2 separate regions of the Homo sapiens genome follow, and region 1 is linked to region 2. A link is a loop called in an ENCODE intact Hi-C map of the cell type or tissue named here. Cell type or tissue: mammary epithelial cell. All regions are shown on one strand. Each heading gives the region's core, and the rest is flanking DNA. Links, peaks and the distances in the headings are about the cores only.

What was found. A loop is a pair of places that touch in the nucleus more often than their neighbours do. Peaks named below come from ENCODE experiments on the same cell type or tissue, not always from the same donor. Only the 100,000 strongest peaks of a DNase experiment are listed, where the experiment ranks them.
Region 1: a loop joins it to region 2, with 15 times the contacts of the local background. A loop is called at or near these places in 53 of 110 quality-filtered maps.

The regions. Positions count from the first base shown.
Region 1 is chr22:32,921,995-32,932,765 of GRCh38, forward strand. SYN3 (synapsin III) reads right to left here. Exons shown (of 14, transcript NM_003490.4): 4 at 9,396-9,487. Among named protein-coding and RNA genes, the nearest start is that of TIMP3, 130 kb to the left of the region's middle. In mammary epithelial cell, for the core only: a CTCF peak has its summit at 4,838; a DNase peak (open chromatin) is centred at 4,857.
Region 2 is chr22:32,980,196-32,990,966 of GRCh38, forward strand. SYN3 (synapsin III) reads right to left here. Exons shown (of 14, transcript NM_003490.4): 3 at 450-507. Among named protein-coding and RNA genes, the nearest start is that of SYN3, 73 kb to the right of the region's middle. RefSeq lists a silencer at 5,889-6,183 and an enhancer at 6,759-7,660. In mammary epithelial cell, for the core only: a CTCF peak has its summit at 6,008 (motif pointing left); DNase peaks (open chromatin) are centred at 6,016 and 7,276; H3K27ac peaks cover 2,168 bases.

The sequences.
Region 1 (10,771 bases), core at 1,172-9,171, 59 kb before region 2:
CCATTTCATGAGTTCGTAACAACTAGGTAAGAAGACCATCTATGATGGGCACTTAGCACAGCCCTGGTGCACAAGGTGCCATCAATAGTGGTGACTGACTTTTCCTTGTTCCCCACCTAAAAGTCAGATGCATGGATCCTCTCCATATTTTTCTTCCATGTCGTTGTTCGATTGTACTCTTGCATGGCATTCATAGTAGGAGACATATGGCTTCTTTAAGCAGCTCTGCCCCTTGCCACACACAGGCCTTGGAGCCAGACTGCCTTGGGCTTGAATCCTAGCTTTGCCACTTATTGGCTGGAGAACTGGATGTCATTACCCCATCCATTGGTGTTTCAGCCTTTTTATCTATAAAATGGTGATTTTAATAGCACACACCCTATAGGGTTGTCGAAAGGATGAAATGAGTTAATTCATGTTAAGTGCTTGGAGCAGTGCCTAGCACGTAGGAAATGCTATAAAAGTGTTTGCTAAATAAATAAAAGTTCATGAATTTTGTATGTGCAATTCAAGCTGGCTTAAACAAAAAGGGATTTTTTTTGGCTCAACTAAGTCCGGATCCAGAGCCTTGAATAACATCATCAGGGCATCGTCTCTCTGCTTGGCTGTGTGTTCCTTTACCTTGGCTTCATTCTTGGCAGATTGTTCACTCAAGGAGAGAGATGGCCACCAGCAGCTCCAGACATACATCCCATCCGCTCTGTGGTCCCAGCAGAAAACATGTGCCTTTCATCCAAGAGTTCTGGCACTGGCCTGGCTTGGGTCCCAGTGAGATATTCCAATTGACTGGGGCTAGTCATGTGCCATCAGCTGCACACACCACACAGACTGCAAGTTGGGGAGGGGGTCACCTCAATGGAATCCTAGGTGCTGTTTGCCAAAGCAGAAGGAATGGAAGCTGGAGAAAGCCAGCAATGATCTTCTCTGCCATCCATCCTGGTCACCTATATTAGTCAGGGTTCTCCAGAGAAACAGAACTAACAGGATATATCAAAGAGGAGATTTATTATGGGGATTGGCTCACATGATTACAGAGGCTGACAAGTTCCACAAGATGCTGGCTGTGAGCTGGAGAACCAGGAAAGCTCATAGTGTGATTTGGTCTGAGTTTGAAGGCTTGAGAACCAGGAGTGTCAACCGTATAATTTCCCAGTCTATGGCTGGAGTCTTGAGAATTGGGTGGCTGCTGGCATCAGTCTTGAAGTCTGAAGGCCTAAGAACCAGGAGCGTTGATGTCCAAGGGCAGGAGAAGACAGGTGTCCCAGGTCAAGAGAGAGAGATTTAGCTCTTCCTCTGTCTTTTTGTTCTAGTGGGACCCCCAGCGGATTGGATGCTGTCTGACCACACGGTGAGGGAAGATCTTCCTTGATGAGCCTACTGATTCCAACGCTCTTCCAGAAATACCCTCACAGACGCAACAAGAAATAAAGTTTTACCAGCCCTCTGGGTAAATTAACCATCACATCACCATTCCTGAAGTTGCTCCTTGTGAGCAAGACTTCGGGAGATCTAGACCTTGGTCACAATGCATACTGGAAGTGCTTACAGGCAATTTCAATACAACGTCTACATGTCTTTGAAAGAATACACAGCAAGTCAAGAGCACTGTTTAACATTCCTATTTTGGGAGACCATAGCTAGGACTTGTTATGGCCCTATATGCCTGTGGAAGATTCCACTGTTTTTATTTATTTGTTTATTAAACTTTTATTTTAGGTTCAGGGTTACATGTGCAGGTTTGTTATACCAGTAAACTTGTGTCATAGGGGTTTGCTGTACAGATTATTTTGTCACCCAGATACAAAGCCTAGTACTCAATAGTTATTTTTTCTGATCCTCTCCCTCCTCCCACCCTTCACCCTCAAGTAGGCCTCAGTATCTGTTGTTCTCTTTGTGTCCATGAGTTCTCATCATTTAGCTCCCACTTATAAATGAGAACATGTGGTATTTGGTTTTCTGTTCCTGTGTTAGTTTGCTAAGGTAATGGCCTCCAGCTCCATCCATGCTCCCACAAAAGACATGATCTCCTTCTTTTTTATGGCTGGATAGTATTCCATGTATATGTACCACATTTTCTTTATCCAGTCTACCACTGATGGGAATTTAGGTTGATTTCACGTCTTTGCTATTGTGACTAGTGCTGCAATGAACATTTGCATGCATGTGTCTTTATGGTAGAATGATTTATATTTCTTTGGGTATATACTCGGTAATGGGATTGCTGGATCAAATGGTACTTTGGAAGATTCTACTGATTCCCCCCACTGAAGGACACACTGAGTCACAGGCTACTTAGTGTGTGTGCACATTCTCATGGGTCTGACATCCTGTAACAAATCTTGCTAAAGTGAGCTACCTGGCTGAGATTGTAAGCACCATCCTGGGCATGAGACAGAATAAATCTCAACAGCCATATGGGTCCCTGAACCCAGGCCTTTAGCTATACTGGCACTGTCTTCACAGCCCTGGCTACTCAAAATGTGATCTTCCAACAGCAGCATCAGCAGCATCCAGGAGCTTGTTCACATCCTTGCTGCTCAAACTGAACCTGCAAGACCAGATGCACTGGCTTCATCTGGGAGCTCAAAGAAAACTCAAAATCTCAGGCCATACCTGAAGACATAATGGATGAAGATCTGCATTTTAACATGAGATCTCCCAGAGGTGTGTAAACACATTAAATTTCAAGAGGCACTGCTATATTCATTTTCTAGGGCTGCTGTAGCAAGGGACCACAAACTTAATGACTTTAAACAAGAGAAATTTATTCTCTCATGGTTCTAGAGGCTAGAAGTCCAAAATCAAGGTGTTGGCAGGCTGGGCTTGGTGGCTTATGCCTGTAATCCCAGCACGTTAGGAGGCCAAGGTGGGAGGATCGCTTGAGCTCAGGAGTTCGATACCAGCTTGGGCAACAGAGCAAGACCCCATCTCCACCAAAAATTTAAAACTTAGGCAGGCATGGTGGCATGTGCCTGTAGTCCCAGCTATTCAGGAGGCTGAGGTGGGTGGACCGCTTGAGCCCAGGAGGTTGAGGCTGCAGTGAGCAGTGATCGCATCACTGTACCCCAGCCTGGGTGACAGAGAGAGACCCTGTCTCAAGGAAAAAAAAAAGCTATTGGCAGAGTTGGTTTTCTTTCTGAGGGTTTGGCAGGAGATGCCTGTCTCCTAGCTTCTGATGATTGTCAGCAATTCTTGGTTTGTCAATGTATCTCCCCAGTCTCTGCTTCCAACATCACAGGGTGTTTTCCCGTGTCTAAATTTCCCTCTTCTTATAAGGACACCAGTCATATTGGATTAAGGGCTCACACTACTCCAGTATAACTGCACCTTAATCATCACATCTGCAACAATGCTATTTCTAAGTAAGGTCACGTTCTGAGGTACTACGAGTTGAGACTTCATCTTTTTCCAGGGGAGCATAATTCATCTCATAACAACTGCCTTCAAAGTCTGCCATTCCTGAATGCTGGAAGAACTGCCAATTAGCAAATACCTGGAACATTTCTGTAACTTTATTTTTGTAAACAATGTTGTAAATTCAGGAAGAATATGGCAGGTCTAGAATAAGACTTGAAGATGTCTATTTTTGCAAAGTGATTCTTGTGTTCAGGCAGCATACCTAGGAGTGTCCTCAGCTTTTCAGCCCGTCCTGCCTCAGTGCAGGGCCATGTTGAGAACAATCTGGGGATGTTTCCTACTTTGGCTGCCACTAGAATCACGAGGGGAGCTTTAAAAATATGAATACCTAAATCCCACCCTCAGAGATTCCAGTGCAATACGTCTGGGACACTGCTTGGGTATCAGGATTTTAAAATAATTCCTAGGTGATTCTAATCTGTAGCTAAATCTGAGGACCAATGGGATAGTTGTTCTTTTTTTTTTTTTTTTGTGGCAGGGTCTCAATCTGTCATCCAGGCTCACTGCAGTGGCTCACTGCAGCATCCGCTCCCAGGTTCAAGTGATTCTCATGCCTCAGCCACTCAAATAGCTGAGACTACAGGCGCACACCACCACACCTGGATAATTTTTGCATTTTTATTAGAGACAGGGTTTTGCCATATTGCCCAGGCTTGTCTCAAACTCCTGATCTCAAGCAATCTGCCCACCTTGGCCTCCCAAAGTGCTGGGATTACAGGCGTAAGCCATTGTGCCCAGCCGGGATAGATGTTCTTGTTTTTACCTGTTACAAATGAAGGAGATCCAGCCACCCTACCAAATAGGGAAGCAGACACGAGTACAAAAAATACCAAATATGAGCACAGATTCCTAAACAATAGCATTTTAGGCTTTTTATAGTACTTGTGTGCAAAATGAGGGTGCTATGAAGAAGTACATGAAAGTATATATTTAGCATTATTCTCCTAATCTCCAATAATCAGGAACTTCTTTATGTCTCCTTATAGTTTTGTCCATTTTTGAAGTATATCTTGAGGTATTTTTATATAGTGCTTATACATTTAAAATTATTTCTTCTAAGTAAATGAATCTTTATCATAATAAATTACTTCCTTTTCCCTAGTAATGCTTTTCACCTTCGAGTCTATTTTTTCCCCCAGACATTAATGCAGCTGCATCAGTGAGCTTTCTTTTGCTGCACAGTTGCATGGTATATTTTTCCCCTTTCTTTAACTTTCAAATTTTCTATATGCTTATATTTTAGATGAATGTCTTGAATGGAAAACATTTAGATTTTTTAAAAGTTACACTGATAACTCTTCTCTTTAATTAGTGCATTTAGTCCATTTACATTTAATGTAATTATTGGTATACATACACTGGTGACACAAATATTTAACAACTCCCAGAGTACTTTGTGGGGTTTGCAGTTCTCACAAATGACCATGAGAGGGCGAATCCAGAAGATGCACAGGCATTTATAGCCTTGAAGAGACAGGAGAAACCAAGCATTCACTCTCTGGGGTTCCACTACTACTTCTGAGGTTCTTCCCTACAATGTCTGGGCATCCTGTGGCCAGGGGAGAACAAGAATATGGGCTTGGGGACAGGAGTGTGGTGGACTGGGGGACACAGGAACAGTCTCATGGGGTTAAGGTGGCTGAAGTCACTCAGTAGGCTCAAGGCAATGGCTATTTACCTACCGGTATAGAAAAGTTTCAATATTTTAATAACCAGCACTGCTGTATAAGCAATTCAGAATGATATCAGATCAGACCTGCTGTTATATTGGGTGTAAATCAACCATTTACTTTGTGTTATTTACAACACCTGTTCTGTGTTGGTTTTTAAAGCCTGCTATTAATATATTTACTTTTTTTTTTTTTTTTTTGAGACAAGATGTTTCTCTGTCACCCAGGCTAAAGTGCAGTGGCGTGATCACAGCTCACTGCAGGTTTGACCTCCCCGGGCTCAATCAATTCTACCAATTCAGCCTCCCTGAGTAGCTGGGAGGATTTCTGCTATTTTTTTGTATTTTTCATAGAGATGGAGTTTCACCATGTTGCCCAGGCTGGTCTCAAACTCCTGAGTGCAGGCAATCCACCCACCTGGCCTCCCAAAGTGCTGGGATTTACAGGCGTGAGCCACCACACCTGGCCATGTTTACTTTCTTCCCTGACAATACAAGGGCCTCAGAATATCTTAATTCCATTTACCCTCAATCTCTACTAACTTAATGTTGTATATTTTAATCCTTCATATATTTTTAAATCCATAAAATTATTTTATTGTCTTTTGAAGACAATACCTATTAACACCACTTTCTTTGCCCTTCATATAATCTTGCAGCTCTACGTTAATCTGAGGTCATTTTATTTTTGCCTAAAGTACATACATACTTTACAGTTTCCCTTTGTGAAGGTCTGTAAATGTTTTTATTTTGCCATCATTCATAAAAGATGTTTCTCTGAGGATAGAATTATAGGTTGGCAATTAATTTCTCTCAGCACACTGAAGACATTTTTCCACCACTGTTCTCAGGAAGCTGCCAGTCTGTTACTTTAACAAAAGTACAGATGTTCCTTAACTTACAAAGGGGCTGCATCCCAATAAACCCATTGTAAACTGAAAATATCCTAAGTTGAAAATGCATTTATTGGCCGGGCGCAGTGGCTCACACCTGTAACCTCAGTACTTTGGGAGGCCAAAGTGGGAGGATCATGAGGTCAGGAGATGGAGAACATCCTGGCTAACACGGTGAAACCCCGTCTGTACTAAAAATACAAAAAATTAGCTGGGCATGGTGGTGGGCGCCTGTAGTCCCAGCTACTTGGGAGGCTGGGGCAGGTGAAGGGTGTGAACCTGGAAGGCAGAGCTTGCAGTGAACCGAGATCGCACCACTGCACTCCAGCCTGGGCGACAGAGCGAGACTCCGTCTCAAAAAAAAAAGAAAAAAAGAAAATGCATTTATTACCCCTAACCTACCAAACATCATCGCTTAGCCTAGCCTACCTTAGACATTATCAGAGCACTTACATTAGCCTACAGTTGGGCAAAATCTTTGAACAAAAAGTCTATTTTATAATAAAGTGTTGAAGATCTCATGCAATTTATTAATGCTCTGCTGAATGAGTGTCACTTTGCATCATCACAAAGTCAAAAAATCATAAGTCAAACCATTGTAAATTGGGGACCATCTGTAATCTGCCTTTTTTCCTCTGGCTTTTTCTTTCTAAATATCACTATTGAGTCTTGGTGTGGAATTATTTTTATTTATCCGCTTGAAATTTGCCAAGCTTCTGCTTTCGGTGGTTTGGTATCTTTCCAAAACAATCATTTCTTCAAATACTGTCTCTGCTCTATTCTCTTTTACCTCTCTCTTTTGAGATTCTGATTAAATGAATATTAGGCCCTCTCCTAGAATCTAACAGTCTTTCCTGCACCTCCGATCTTTTTCTCTCTGTGCTTCCTTCAGGATAATCTCTTCAGCTGTACCTTTCATTTCATAAACGCTTTTTCAGCCATGTCTAATGTGATGTTAAACACAATAATTTTGATTACTGTAGTTTTCATTTCCAGAAGTTGTGTTTAAAAAAAAAATGGTTGTATCGGCTGGTCGCGGTGGCTCACACCTGTAATTCCAACACTTTGGGAGGCCAAGGCCGGGGGATCTCCTCAGGTCAGGAGTTTGAGACCAGCCTGACCGACATGGCAAAACCCTGTTTCTACTAAAAATACAAAATTAGCCTGGTGTGGTGGTGCATGTCTGTAATCCCAGCTACCCGGGAGGCTGAGGCAGAAGAATTGCTTGAACCTGGGAGGCGGAGGTTGCAGTGAGCCAAGATCATGCCATTGCACTCCAGCCTGGGCAACAAGAGCGAAACTCCATCTCAAAACAAACAAACACAAAAACCTGGTTATATAACTTTTTTTAGTGTCCTTTTCTCCGCAGATATCTCCATACCTGATTTTTTTCAATTTGATATGTATAGTTTTTAAAAATAACCTGTGTGATAATTCTAATGTCTTCTGTCTTTGAGGTTCTGTCTCCATTGTCTATTGTTCCTGTTTCACCTGGTTATCTTTGACTACGTACTAGCTATTATACAAAAAAATTATTTGAAGGATCATTTGAAGCCTAGCTTGAAAGTGCCTTCCTTTACATAGGATTTGCTTTTATTTCTGGCATGTCTGGGATCACCATAAACCAAGTTCAATGCCTGAGGTTTCCTGGAGGGCTGGGGTATTCAAACTGCAATTCAAGCTGCAAGTACTTGTGAGGGCTCACCTACTTGTAATTCATGTTCACCTAGAAGCTGTAGTCCTTTGGGGAATCTCAGCTTATTGTGGAGAGGGTCTACTGTTACACTCCCTATTGTGAGTGGCCCTGAGTGTTGATTTCTGTCTCCCTTGCCTCCACTAAGCTCTCAAAACCAGTTGCAAATTTGGCTGATCTAGTGAATACTCTCAGGATACAGGTGGCTTTGTACTCATTTACCTGTCTGGGTTTTCATTTTCCCATCAGTCTCTTCCTGGTAATTCCTTACTGTCACACCAACTCTTAGAAGGCCTTTAAAGACTGTAATTATTTAGTATCAGTTTTTACGTTGTTTTCAGGGGAAAAGCTGGTCCAAATGACCTAGCCCACCGTTACTGGAAATAGGAAGCCAAATGTCTTTCATGGCATACAGTAGGCACTCAATAAAGAATGGCTGAATTAGTTGAATTATCATAATTTACCAAATGATATGGTTTGGCTGTGTCCCCACCCAAATCTTATCTTGAATTGTAGCTCCCACAATTCCCATGTGTCATGGGAGGGACCTGGTGGGAGGTAATTGAATCATGGGGGCGGGTCTTTCTCATGCTGTTCTCGTGTTAGTGAGTAAGTCTCAAGAGATCTAACGGTTTTATAAAGGGGAGTTTCCCTGCACAGGCTCTCGTTCTCTCTTGTCTGCCATCAGGTAAGATATGCCTTTCACCTTCCACCGTGATTGTGAGGCCTCCTCAGCCACGTGGAACTGTGAGTCCAGTAAGCCTCTTTTTCTTTATGAATTACCCGGTCTCGAGTATATGTCTTTATCAGCAGCATGAAAAAGGACTAATATACCAAACATGCACCTTTTTTTTTGGATCTGTCTTTATTTGCAGAGGCTGTTTCCTACTCTTAGGATATACTTCTCTTTCCCTACACCCAGCCTGAGAATGTCCACATTCTACCATTGGACCAGGCTCAGAACAAATGTTACCTTTTCCTCAAAGCTTTTCCTGTTTTCCCTCCTTCCCCAAATCTGAATCCTGTCTCTTCCTTCTCTAAACCCTCATGAGACCTAGTGTGTATCGTTCTCTGGGTACTTAACTAGATAGCAATGTATTCATACATGTGTTTATCTCGCCTATGGATTTATACATTCTTGTCATTTTTGGCTTCTGAAGAAACCCCTCACTTGCTCTCCAATTCAGCATAAATTACAAACAGATTTCTGAACATATTATATATCTAGTGCTTTTAGTTTTGGTCTACTTGGAGAAGATTCTATGAACACTTAGTCTGCCATATTGCAGGAAGTTGAATTTCATTTATTCTAATAAACCTTCCATTCGTACCGCACTTCAGAGTTAACAGGGTGCTGTCATACATGTGAGTTTCTGTAAACTTTAGCAGCCTCTAACTTCAGTGCATATCATCATGCTGCAGATGAGAAGTAGAGGACAAAAGGGACTAAATAATATGCCAGAGCAGAGCCTCAAAGCCAGAAATGGAACCCAAGTCTTTTCTCTCCAAGCCCAGGGCTCACTTGGGGACACCACAGGTGCTGCACGTATGATATGTGCCGCTGGTCATTACTACTGCAACCACACCTGGGAAGCAGACATTCTGTACAGGAAAGTACATGTGGCAAAGGAGTTAGGTCGCAGGAAGTGGACGGAGGGGTGGGCTACATGAGGTTCCACGTATGCAATTCTCAGAAGGTTCTGCATATTTTAATCCTACTTACCTCACCACTTTGGTCCCATTTCTCACGACCTGCATGTCCACCATGCAGCCCCCGGTCACATAGGCAGCTAGGTTCAACTCTGAGAATTCAGCCTGAAGAATAAAGCAAAGCAAAAAAGGATTCATCAAATACCAACGGTGGTAACAACGGTTAACACATATTGGGTACTTAGAGGTACAAAGTACACCTTTAAAGCTCCCCTCAAACTTAGGAAGTTGCCGATATTATTTTCATCTTTCTTTTTGAAAGATGAGGAAGCTGAGGCTCTAAGAGGCCTGGTGGCATGTCCAAGGCAGCACAATTAATACAAGGCCAAACTGGATTGAAGCCCATGTGTCTCTGATTCAAGGACCTATGCTTTTAATCCTTGCTAATTTCTGCCTCTTTGAAGGTGGAAGAGGCAATTCCAGCTCCAAGACCAGAACATGCCAGATGCTGTTTGATGGGACATTTTCTCTAGATTTTCTCACCTTCATGCTCTACAGTAGTATGGCATCATGACTCTGCAGATGCTGTTTGATGGGACATTTTCTCTAGATTTTCTCACCTTCATGCTCTACAGTAGTATGGCATCATGACTCTGCAGATGCTGTTTGATGGGACATTTTCTCTAGATTTTCTCACCTTCATGCTCTACAGTAGTATGGCATCATGACTCTGCAGATGCTGTTTGATGGGACATTTTCTCTAGATTTTCTCACCTTCATGCTCTACAGTAGTATGGCATCATGACTCTGCAGATGCTGTTTGATGGGACATTTTCTCTAGATTTTCTCACCTTCATGCTCTACAGTGGTATGGCATCATGACTCGGTGATTATTTCTCTCTATTAACGGACCCACCCCCCACCCTGGTCATATGCCCAGTTTTCTTCTCTTGGTAATGGCCCCTCCTCTTGCTCCATCCATCTGGTTACAGCAGCAGCACCATGTTTGTTCATTGACATACTGCCCTTTTGGTCACAGTTGATGGGGTAAGCATCTGACTCGGGGTGGAAGAATGAGATACTCTTCCCTGAGAGTTTGAAACTGATGAGTGAGTCATGCAGTTTCTTTCTAGGTGGTTGTATCTTTAATGCACAAACCATGTTTTCTGTCATCTGCACTGGCAAAGCACAGAAAACCAGGGTGGAGAGAGACAGAGAGAGGGAGGAATGTCACAGTCACCAAGAGAGGGGCAGGGGCAAGAGATGGGGATGTTTATGTGCCAGCTACAGACCTACCTTTGGATTTTGTGAGTTCATCTTTTGGGTTGCCTATTTGTTTAAATGAGCTTTCATGGATTTCTGTTGCTTACAACCAGAGTCCCATGGAATACATCCCTCTTACCAGATGACATGCTCCCTGGGATTTCTCACTATAACCACCTGTCTTAG
Region 2 (10,771 bases), core at 1,652-9,651:
GCAGAGAGAGATTAAGTCACCTACCCAAAACCTAGAAAATGAGAGAGGCAGGATTCAAGGCCCTTCATTATGTTCCTAAACTATGCTCTCTAGCCCAGGTGGCTGCAAGGAGATGCCCCAGGGGCCAAAAGGAACGGTATAGAACAGACAGAAGTTGGGCTCCACCTGCCCATTTCCATCAGAGCAGCTCTACGTGTCTCTCTTTTGTAGAATGAGTTCCTATTTGACATTTCCCTTGAAGAAAGGGTCTCTGCTAAAACATAAAAGGTTGGAAACCACTGGCCCAAACAATTCTGAAATTTAATGAGACTCCCAAGTATAAGCTTGGACTTTTCTGGTAATCTTGGCTCATTATGACCACATAAGATGGGGACCAAGATTGCATGTAAGAACAGCCCCAGCGGCAGAAAAGGTCAGTTGACAGTGCTAAAGACACAGCTCCCACCTACCTGCTCCACTCGGATCTCAATCTCTCCATTCACCTTCTTCCCATGGAAATACTTCGACCTGTAAAGGGGAAGAAATCAGCTGAGTAAGGATGCAGGCTGTTTTACTCTTTTCTCCCTTCTCCCAAAGGCCTTACCCCAGAGGTGCATATTGAGACACATCCTCAGCCATCCTACTGTCTCCTCCCACCTTCACTACTGATTTTCTCAGTCTTTTTTTTTTTTCTTTTGAGACGGAGTTTCACTCTTGTTGCCTAGGCTAGAGTGCAATGGCCTAGTCTCGGCTCACTACAACCTCTGCCTCCCAGGTTCAAGCGATTCTCCTGCCTCAGCCTCCCGAGTAGCTGGGATTACAGGTGCCTGCCATCACATCCGGCTATTTTTTTTATTTTTAGTAGAGATGAGGTTTCACCATGTCGGTCAGGCTGGTATCAAACTCCTGACCTCAGGCAATCCACCCACCTCGCCCTCCCAAAGTGCTGGGATTACAGGCGTGAGCCACCGCGCCTGGCCGATTTTCTCATTCTTTATAGGTGGTGTGTGGTAGAGGGGAGATGGTGGATAAGATTGGAGGCTCAAGTTCTAGTTCTGTCACGTCACTTGACCTCTCTGCATCTCAGTTTTAGCATCTGTAAAATAATGATATTAATAATTTTGCTACAGGCCGGGCGCTGTGGCTCACGCCTGTAATCCCAGCACTTTGGGAGGCCGAGGCAGGTGGATTGCCTGAGGTGAGGAGTTCGAGACCAGTCTGACCAACATGGAGAAACCCCATCTCTACTAAAAATACAAAATTAGCCAGGCATGGTGGCACATGCATGTAATCACAGCTACCCGGGAGGCTGAGGCAGGAGAATTGCTTGAACCCGGAAGGCAGAAGTTGCGGTGAGCCAAGATCACGCCACTGCACTCCAGCTGAGCAACAAGAGCGAAACTCAGTCTCAAACAATAATAATAATAATAATAATAATAATTGTGCTACATATTTCTAAGGGTTACTTTGAGGATTAAATAAGAAAAAGGATCCCACATAAAAAGGTCTGAAATGATGGCTATGCTGACTATCCTAATCTAATCATTATACGTTACATGTATCACAACACCAATACGTACCCCATAAATATGTAAATTATTATGTATCAATTTTAAAAGAATTAAAGGATGTTTATAGTGTTTTATCCATATTTTTCTTAAATTCATGATTTTCATCATGTTATCTTCACATATATGTTAATCCTGTCTCCCCTACCCTTTGAAGGCAAAACCACACATGGTTTATCTTGGTATCCTCCAACCCTCCAATTTAGTCTTCAGAAATATGTTGAATGTATAAAAGAATGATGATTGCTAGAAAGTGTGTAATTTAAAGACTTTAGAAAATACAGTTTTGTTTGATCCAGTTTCATTCTCAAGTATATATGTTTGTGTTCTTTTAACATTAAAAATGTTATGGCATTTTAACTCTCAACAAAAATCAATGTTTTAGTGACGCCCATTATCCAAATCTTCTAACTATTCAAAAAAGGGAATCCTACAAAAATAAATAATGCAGTATTGTTTTATTGAGTTATACCTATATGCCCCACATACTCCACCAAAGATTTATTATTGATCTATCCAGTCTCACCCATTTCTCTATTTTTCTATTTGTCTAATAAAGCAGTCCTCATTTGTTCCTTTGTCTATCTGCCATCCGTCCGTCCTTCCTTCCTTCTTTCCACAGACTTCCTTCTACATCCCTGCCTCTGTCTTCCCCATCATCAGTACATGACATCCCTATCTACCCATTGTTTAGACATCATCCCTACACTCACTGATTCTACATTTTAATTATTTCTCAAATTCATTTACCTGGTGATTTTTCTCCATAAGCACCCTAATCCTGACCTATGATTCATCTCTATACTGAGAGTCTCTTCATATTGTTTTCATACTATTTATTACAACAATAATTATAATTAGTAACTGTGTTTAATGTCTGTGTACCACTAAACTATACCACAGCTCCTTGAGGTCAGAAATAACCTATTGTATTCATCACTTTCTTCCTAACACCTACCAGAGTGCTTAACACATAGTAGGAAATTGATTAATATTTGTTGAATGAATACATGAGTGAATGGACTGATGAAAAAACACTTGTTGAGTATCAACTCTTGTGCTAGAAACTCTGCTATAGAGTTTAACCTACAGCCTTTCTCATTAACACTCACAACCACCACCACGAAGTAGATATCATTATTTCCAACTTACAGATGAAGAAACTGAAACCCAGAGAGACTAAATATTTTGCCTAAGGGATTTGAACCCAGGACTTCTAATTCCATATCTGTGCTTTTGCTCAACTCTGAAAAATAGCAGTGAAAATTGGGGTCTTTATAGGTTTGGATATCGTCTCACAAAAAGTAACAAAGTTTCCATTTTCTCTTTTTGATTATTGGTATGATGACACTAATAGTTCTTGGTGACTTGCTGTGAACTGAGCATTGTGTTAAGCATTTCCATAAACCTTCTCTGGGACGGAGACAGCTCTTTGCTTCCTAATACTCATTCTCCCCTTTTCCCACAGTAAGAGAGTTGACAGATTGGTACATAAAAATGTGTACCCCAAGTCTCCCATCAGCTGGATGCAGCCACATGATTTATTTCTAATGGATAATTTTTTAAGCATTAAACAACCTTCTTAGTCTCCTACTCTTTTCCTTGGAAGATGGATGTCATCACCCATTATTTTTCAGCCTTCCATTTGTGAAAGAATCCTTTCTACAAATTCACTAACTGCTTCAGCCTGTCTGCTTCCAAAGTCTCTCTACCTACTCTTAGCTGATGCTGGTGGAGTTAATCTCTTCCCAAAACTGACTGACAGCTCTGATATTAGCACCACTTTTTCTTACGTCCTGATGGGCTTAGATGTCAACTAGGCGGTAGTTTAGTAGGAAAGGAACTATTAGTATGACTCGAAAGCAAGATTTTGATTTTTTTTTTCTTTCAGCAATGGTCTTCAAATAAATACCCATGTGGACAGCCTCATGCAAAGAGAATCTTTTCATACAGTTTGTGAATTTTATCGTAATCCTTAAAGGTAGTATCAGCAAATTCCAGACACCAGGACAAGCCCATGTCTAGTATTTGAAGTGCCTGGGGCAAAGCGACAAATGGAAACCTATGGGTCATATGTCTAATATTTAAAATTGACAAAATCAAGCCAGCAAACATTTAAATAAAAGACATCTGTCCACTGGGCATGGTGGCTCATGCCTGTAATCCCAGCACTTTGGGAGGCTGAGGCAGGCGGATCACGAGGTCAGGAGTTGGAGTCCAGACTGGCCAACATAGTGAAACCCCATCTCTACTAAAAATACAAACAATTAGCCAGGAGTGGTGGTGGGCGCCTGTAATTCCAGCTGAGGCAGGAGAGGCTGAGGCAGGAGAATCGCTTGAACCTGGGAGGCAGAAGTTGCAGTGAGCCAAGATTGCGCCATTGTACTCCAACCTGGGCGACAAGAATGAAACTCCATCCAAAAAAAAAAAAAAAAAAGAAAAAGAAAAAGAAAAGAAAAAAGAAAAAAAGAGTCCCAAAGAGTCTGTCTTCCTTCCTTGGCAGATACAATTTCATAATGACCTTAAAGACTCAGAATGTAAACTTCTCAGAATTCTTTGCACTCTACCCAGCACGTGGCAGCACAAGGATTGCCAGCTCTTGGTTCTCAGACCTCACCCAAGATCTTCCTTAATTCCCCACCCACTCTCCTCTGCACCACTGAGGCTCCTGGTGCGGGTATGTGGATTGCCCAGACCACGTGGCCAAGCTTCATCTACTCCCTTCCCCTCCCCAAATGGTTGTCCTTTGGCCACCCCTTGGAAAATGGACCAAGGAATTGGCCTATATAGGCTCTGAAGTTGGGTTAAGGTCCCTTTGAGGAGGGAATTCTAGAGTTTGGGTACCCAGGGCATGGCCTAAGAGTGCAATTTGTAGGGTCTTGGTGGGAATATCCCCTCACTCCTAACTCCTCTGCCTGTCAAGAGAGGTGTGGCTAATAAGGACCAGAGCAGGATCCAAGGTAGGCATCTTTCGTGGATTTAAAAATCACTTGCTTTTAAATCCAAGCTCCAAATTTAAAAGAAGTACTGGGTGGGCCTGGGACCGGGAATGGTAACCTATCATTACAATCACCAGCATACTGGGAAAAAAAACATGGATTTGCAATCACACAGGCTTGGGCAAAATCTTAGCTCTACTACTCACTGACCATGTGTTCTAAGACAAGACACTTAGCCCTCTGGGTCTCAGTTTCCTCATTTGTCAAGTGGTGACAGTAACTACCAGGGAAGGGTGTGGTGAGAAAGTCACATAATCCTCTATGCAACAAGGCAGTAAAGTGCAATGGCTTCAGGGCATACAGCCTGGATAGGACCCCAACTCCTCCACTCACTTGTGCAAGCTTGGGTAAGCCAACCTCTGAATGCCTTAGTTTCCACACCTAGGAAATGAGGCTCATAGTAGTAGCCACCTCACAGGGTTGTTATGAGGATTAAATGAAACAAGGCATACAAAGCACTGAGAATAGTTCCTGGCACACAGTAAGCTGCAAAGTATGTAGTCCATGGCCTGAAACAGAATCCACAAGAGCAAAGAGCTATCGAGTGCTTACCCTGTGCCTAGTGGGTGCTGTGTGCTGGGGACCCACAAATAAACAAAACAATCTTACCCTCTTGGGGGTTCCAAAGCAGAATTATGACTCACCTTGCTTTGATCTGTCTCACAGGTGCAAGGAGTGATGGCTGGTGATGGGGAAAAGAGGTGGCCTTGGCCTATAAGGACAGCCAGACCCTTCACATCCTTCCTCCTATTTGACCCTCATGCCAACCCTGAGGGGTGGTAGGGCAGGGATTGCTCCCAACGTGTTCCAGATGGAGAAGTCTCTGCTCAAAGTCACACGAGTGATCTGGGTACCCAAACTCTAGAGGGAAGAATTTGGGTACCTTTCCTGGAGACCCTAAGTGGTCTTTCAGACTTTTTGGATCCAGTCCAGAGCCCTGGCGTCCTTCATGATCTGGACCCTGCTGACTGGGGGTCTGCTTCCCCTCCAGTTTGCTGTCTATTTCATGGTTGCATCCAAATTCCTGTGCTTCTCTAAATACTCCTGTGCTGTCCTGCCTCTGAACCTCTGCACAGGCCTTCACCTCTGCTTGGCACTTCCTTGATTGTCTCTTTCTCATGTTTCAAGATCCTATGAGTGATATCTACTCTGCTGAGTTTTCCTTGACAGCACCCCCTTCCCTAGCTGGGCTGAGCGTCCTCCCTTGGTTCCTACAGCACGCTGCACTTACAACCATTCCAGCCCTTACCACTTCACGTTGTCATTACACATCACTTAGCTGCCCTCTGCCCCCAAACATATAGTCTGTGAGCTCCTGGAAACCAGAAACTGAGTCTCCATGCTCACTGTGTCTCCAGTATCCAGCACAATGAGCTAGGGCACAGGACAACAGGCTTAACAAATGTTCGCTGACCGGGTAAGGAAATACTGTCTGTAGGCCGGCCTTTCCTGGAGACACTTGACTGCCATCTACTGGCACACCATTGTAATACAGTCACAGGTCTACAGCCACTGCGATGTGGGGGTGTGTACGAGGCCAACCTTCGCAACTGGCATTCCTCGACTTGATTCTAACCTGGAACCTGAAGCACTTTGCACTACACCAATACCACCCAAGCAGCTGTGGTCTTGATGAGACCTCACCTTCCCAGGAGAAACATTTGTTTTGCCCATCTCTGGAATGTTTACTGCAGGGCCTGGCAGACGGACTGGGGCTGAAGCTGAGGGTCAGGGAGTCCATCCCCCCGCCTGGCTGCAAGTCAGAAGTCTGTCTCCTGATGGGCCACACAGACTGCTGCCTCCTTGCCGGGGGCTCATTCAGGCTTCAGCCGCCTCTGAACGGTTCTGTCTGGCAGAGGGAAGGGTAGGGATGGTCTGGAATTCTAGATGCCTTTGGGGGCTGGGGTTGCTGCCTCTGTAATTGACTGGCTGTTTGACCTCAGGCAAAATGGATGGACCCGCTGTGCCTAAGGGCTCTGTCTCTCATGGCTGCCTCCTCTTCCCACCCTAATATGTTCAATCTCATAATAAGCTCCCTGAATACCTCAGCCAATCAATCAAGTCCTTGGCCTGGGGGAGCTCTGGATTCCACGAAGATTCTCTCTCCGTGGGTGGTCTCATATTTTACTGCCACATCTGAGGCCCCAGGAAGAAGAATATTATAAAACTGGTGCTGCCTGGGGTGGGAAATCCCTAGTTGAGGGAGGTGGGAAGTGTGTATGAGAGAGACTGATGAGGAATGGGTATGGGGCTCTTTTGTGGCTGCAGCAGGGGCAGAAGAAGGGGAATTCATACAAACAGGATCTGTGTTCAAACAGGACTGTTTTCCAATAAATCGATCCTGTATGTAGAGTTAACGCAGCCAGGGCTTGGTGATGTCCTTCCAAGGAAGGAGAGGTCAGGAATGTCCTGTCCCAGGGACAGCTGTCTCTCCGCAGGCCACCCCCACTGGGGGTGGAGTGGAAATAGAGAAAGAGATTTTCATGTTTCTGATGCAACATGTCAGTTGCTGATTTGTGGCCCAGGCAGAAGCAGGGAAGACAACCAATGGGCTGTGCAGAAAATGAAGGCAAAACACTCAGAGACTTTGCCAGTTAGCAAGAGAGTCACGTGGCAGGCTGGATGGGCAGAGATGTGGCAGAAGAAAGACCTTGGAACGCAAAGGGACCCAAGATCTGATTCTAGCTCCATTGTTTTCTCCTGAGAACAGCTCACCCTCCTGGCACCTTCCCATTGCCAGAGGGAGGAACCGCCCCCTCAACCGCAAACAATGGTGCAGCCTCTCAGTCCTCCATGCAATTAGCAAGGTCCAATGAACTAGGAAGGGAAGGAATGCACTAAGAGTGATGAGACTCCCTATGCCTGTATGGGGATCTGCGGAGGCAAAAAACTGAGACATAACAGGGCCCCGAGCCACAGGATGTGACAAATGATCCCCACCTTTTGCCTCTGAGAACAATAGAGAAGGAGATTTTTGTGGGCAGGATCTGATCACAATTCACATCACTTATTCACTCCCTCATTCAATCACTATTTATTGAGCCTTATGTGGACTAGGCACCACACCAGGCATAGGAGTAGATACAGCAGATACAGTGGCAGATGTAGTCCTTGTTCTTGGAGAGCTTACATGCTTATTGAAAAGACAAAAAATAAATAAATAAACAGATAAAAAGAATGAGTACTACGAATAAAATGCACGACCAATGGAATTGAGGATAAGATGTGGGGTGCAGGGGAGATTGGACTTCAGTTGGTAGAAAAGGCTTCTTTGAAAGACACTGAGGCCGGGAACAGTGGCTCATGCCTGTAATCCCAACACTTTGGGAGGCCGAGGTGGGCGGTTCACGAGGTCAAGAGATCAAGACCATCCTGGCCAACATGGTGAAACGCCATCTCTACTAAAAATACAAAAATTAGCCAGGCATGGTGGTGCATGCCTGTAATCCCAGCTACTTGGGAGGCTGAGGCAGGAGAATTGCTTGAAACCGGGTGGTGGAGGTTGCAGTGAGCCAAGATCTCGCCACTGCACTCCAGTCTGGCAACAGAGCAAGACTCTGTCTCAAAATAATAATAATAATAATAATAATAATAATAATAATAATAAAATAAATAGATAAAAAGAAAAGTACTATGAATAAAATGCACAACCAATGTGATTGAGGATAAGATGTGGGGTGCAGGGGAAATTGGACTTCAGTTGGTAGAAAAGGCTTCTTTCAAAGACGCTGAACATACACAGATAGACCACCTACTATGTGCCAGAGTCTGCAGGCTTTAAGGAAACAAGCGCAAAGACAACATAGCTAGCTCTTGGTCTCAGGGGGCTTACTACCTAATGGGAGGGACAGACACAAAAATAGAAAATGACCACACAGAGCATTCACACAAATATCCCCCTCAGCCCACAGAAAAAGCAGCCAACTCAGTCTGAAGGTCAGGGGTCACCTTCCTGAGGTCACCGTCCACCCATCCATCCAATGTTTGGTACCTAGTCTTTGCCAGGGCTGCAAAGATGAGTGCAGCAGGATCTGGATGTGTGTGTCTGCCAAAAGGACACGGGCAAGGGCAAAGGAAGTAGGTACGTCCTGGGGGCACCCAGGAGAGAAATGAATGTTCCTGGGTGTGTCCTTTAATGTACAACAGGCACAGAGCAGAAGACCTGGGTTTGAGTTGGCAGCTCTGGCACCTGCTGCCTGATTTTGGACCAGCCTCTGCTTCCTCTTCCGTAGATGGGGATAAGAAGATCTACTCACATGTTGTCAACAGGATTATATGAAGACACAGATTTAAGGGCCTCTGTAACCTGCCAAGAATGTGCTAGCAAATGAGCTGCTCCCCGATGGGCTGCAAGGGTAGAATTTGATCTCCCCAGGTAAGGAAGTGCGTGAGCACCACTAGCCTTGGAGACAAGCCCAGGTCCCTTTCAGCTATTTATTTCCAGTGCTGCCTCAGGCCAGTGTCAACCTTCCTGAACCTTGGTTTCCTTAACTGTAAAAATAAGGACATTACTATATCTGCTGTAAGGACCCCATGAATGATACCCCTGACACATGGCAGGTGTTTAACTAATGTTCATCTCTTTCCCTCCTGTGCATCAGCATGATGGGTGGAGGGTCGAGGTCAGCTGGGTATGTCCCTAAGAACATGACAGGTCATTTTCTCTCTCCAAGAGGAGGTAGATGGCAGCATCTGCCTTGCTCTAAATGAAACCTTGCTTGGTGTCGAGCATGATGGAGACCTTCCCTGTCTAATCCCTGGGAACTCCCTTCCTCTCCAGCATAGGCCTTTAGGGTAAATAAAGTCATCAGGGCCGGGCACGGTGGCTTATGCCTGTAATCCCAGCACTTTGGGAGGCCGAGGCGGGTGGATCACCTGAGGTCAGGAGTTCAAGACCAGCCTGGCCAACATGGTGAAACCCCGTGTCTACCAAAAATACAAAAATTAGCCGGGCATGGTGGCATGCGCCTGTAATCCCAGCTACTCGGGAGGCTGAGGCAGGAAAAATGCATGAACCCAGGAGGCGGAGGTTGCAGTGAGCCAAGATCAAGCCACTGCACTCCAGCCTGGGTGACAGAGTGAGACTCCATCTTCAAAAAAAAAAAAAAAAAAAGGCATCAAACACCCACTCCCTCTACCCCTCTCCTCTCTAAAGACACAGCACTATGTCACCCTCATTCCTACAGATGTCTGCAAGTTCACACTCTTCATACCACAGAAAGGGTTAACGTTTGGAAGGCTACATCATGCCTTCAGCAAACACTTATTGAGCATCTACTAAGGGCCCAACTGGGGAAATCCCCACAGGAAAGGTAATATACTAAAAAGTAATTCATGCCAAGGTGCAAGTGACTAACATCTGATCATCCCAGAAAAGGGTTTTTGATGGCATAAGGAGGATAAGGGGATCACGGGGATATTGTGTGTCTTGTTTGGCAAGGGAAAGTGGAGCCTGTCAAGGTGAAAAGTGCAGAGCACCAAAAGAGAGGCTAAGACCATTTATTATCCATTCATCCACCCAACTACCCATCCATGAATCCATCCATGAATCCATCCATGAATCCATCCATCCATCCATCCATCCATCCATCCATCCATCCATCCACCCATCCATCCACATATTCATCCATCCATGCATCCATCCACCCATCCATCCATCCATCCAGCCATCCATCCATCCATCCATCCATCCATCCATCCATCCATCCATCCATCCGCCCACCTACCCACCCATCTACCCATCCATCCACACATTCGCCCATCCATCCACATATCCATCCATCTAGGACATACTATATTCTCAGCACTGTGCTACATAGGCCCTTGAAATTGCACTGAACAAAACAGCCCCCTTGCCATCCTGGTTTTTACTGTCTAGCCAGGAGATAGTCCCAGAAGAGGAACTAGACCAAATAGTTACTCTGACTCCTGTCTTCTTTATCAGAAGCTGCCAACTAGTAGACCTCATAGAATCCACAGTCTTGTTTTGTTGCACTTAAATTGTATACTTTTAAAATAGAATATTCGCTGGCAAGGTGACTCACGCCTGTAATCCCAGTACTTTGGGAGGCTGAGGTGGGCGGATCACTGGAGGTGGGGAGTTCGAAACCAACCTGGCCAACATAGCGAAAACCCATCTCTACTAAAAATGCAAAAAAAATTGGCTGGGCGCAGTGGCTCACGCCTGTAATCCCAGCACTTTGGGAGACCAAGGTGGGCAGATCA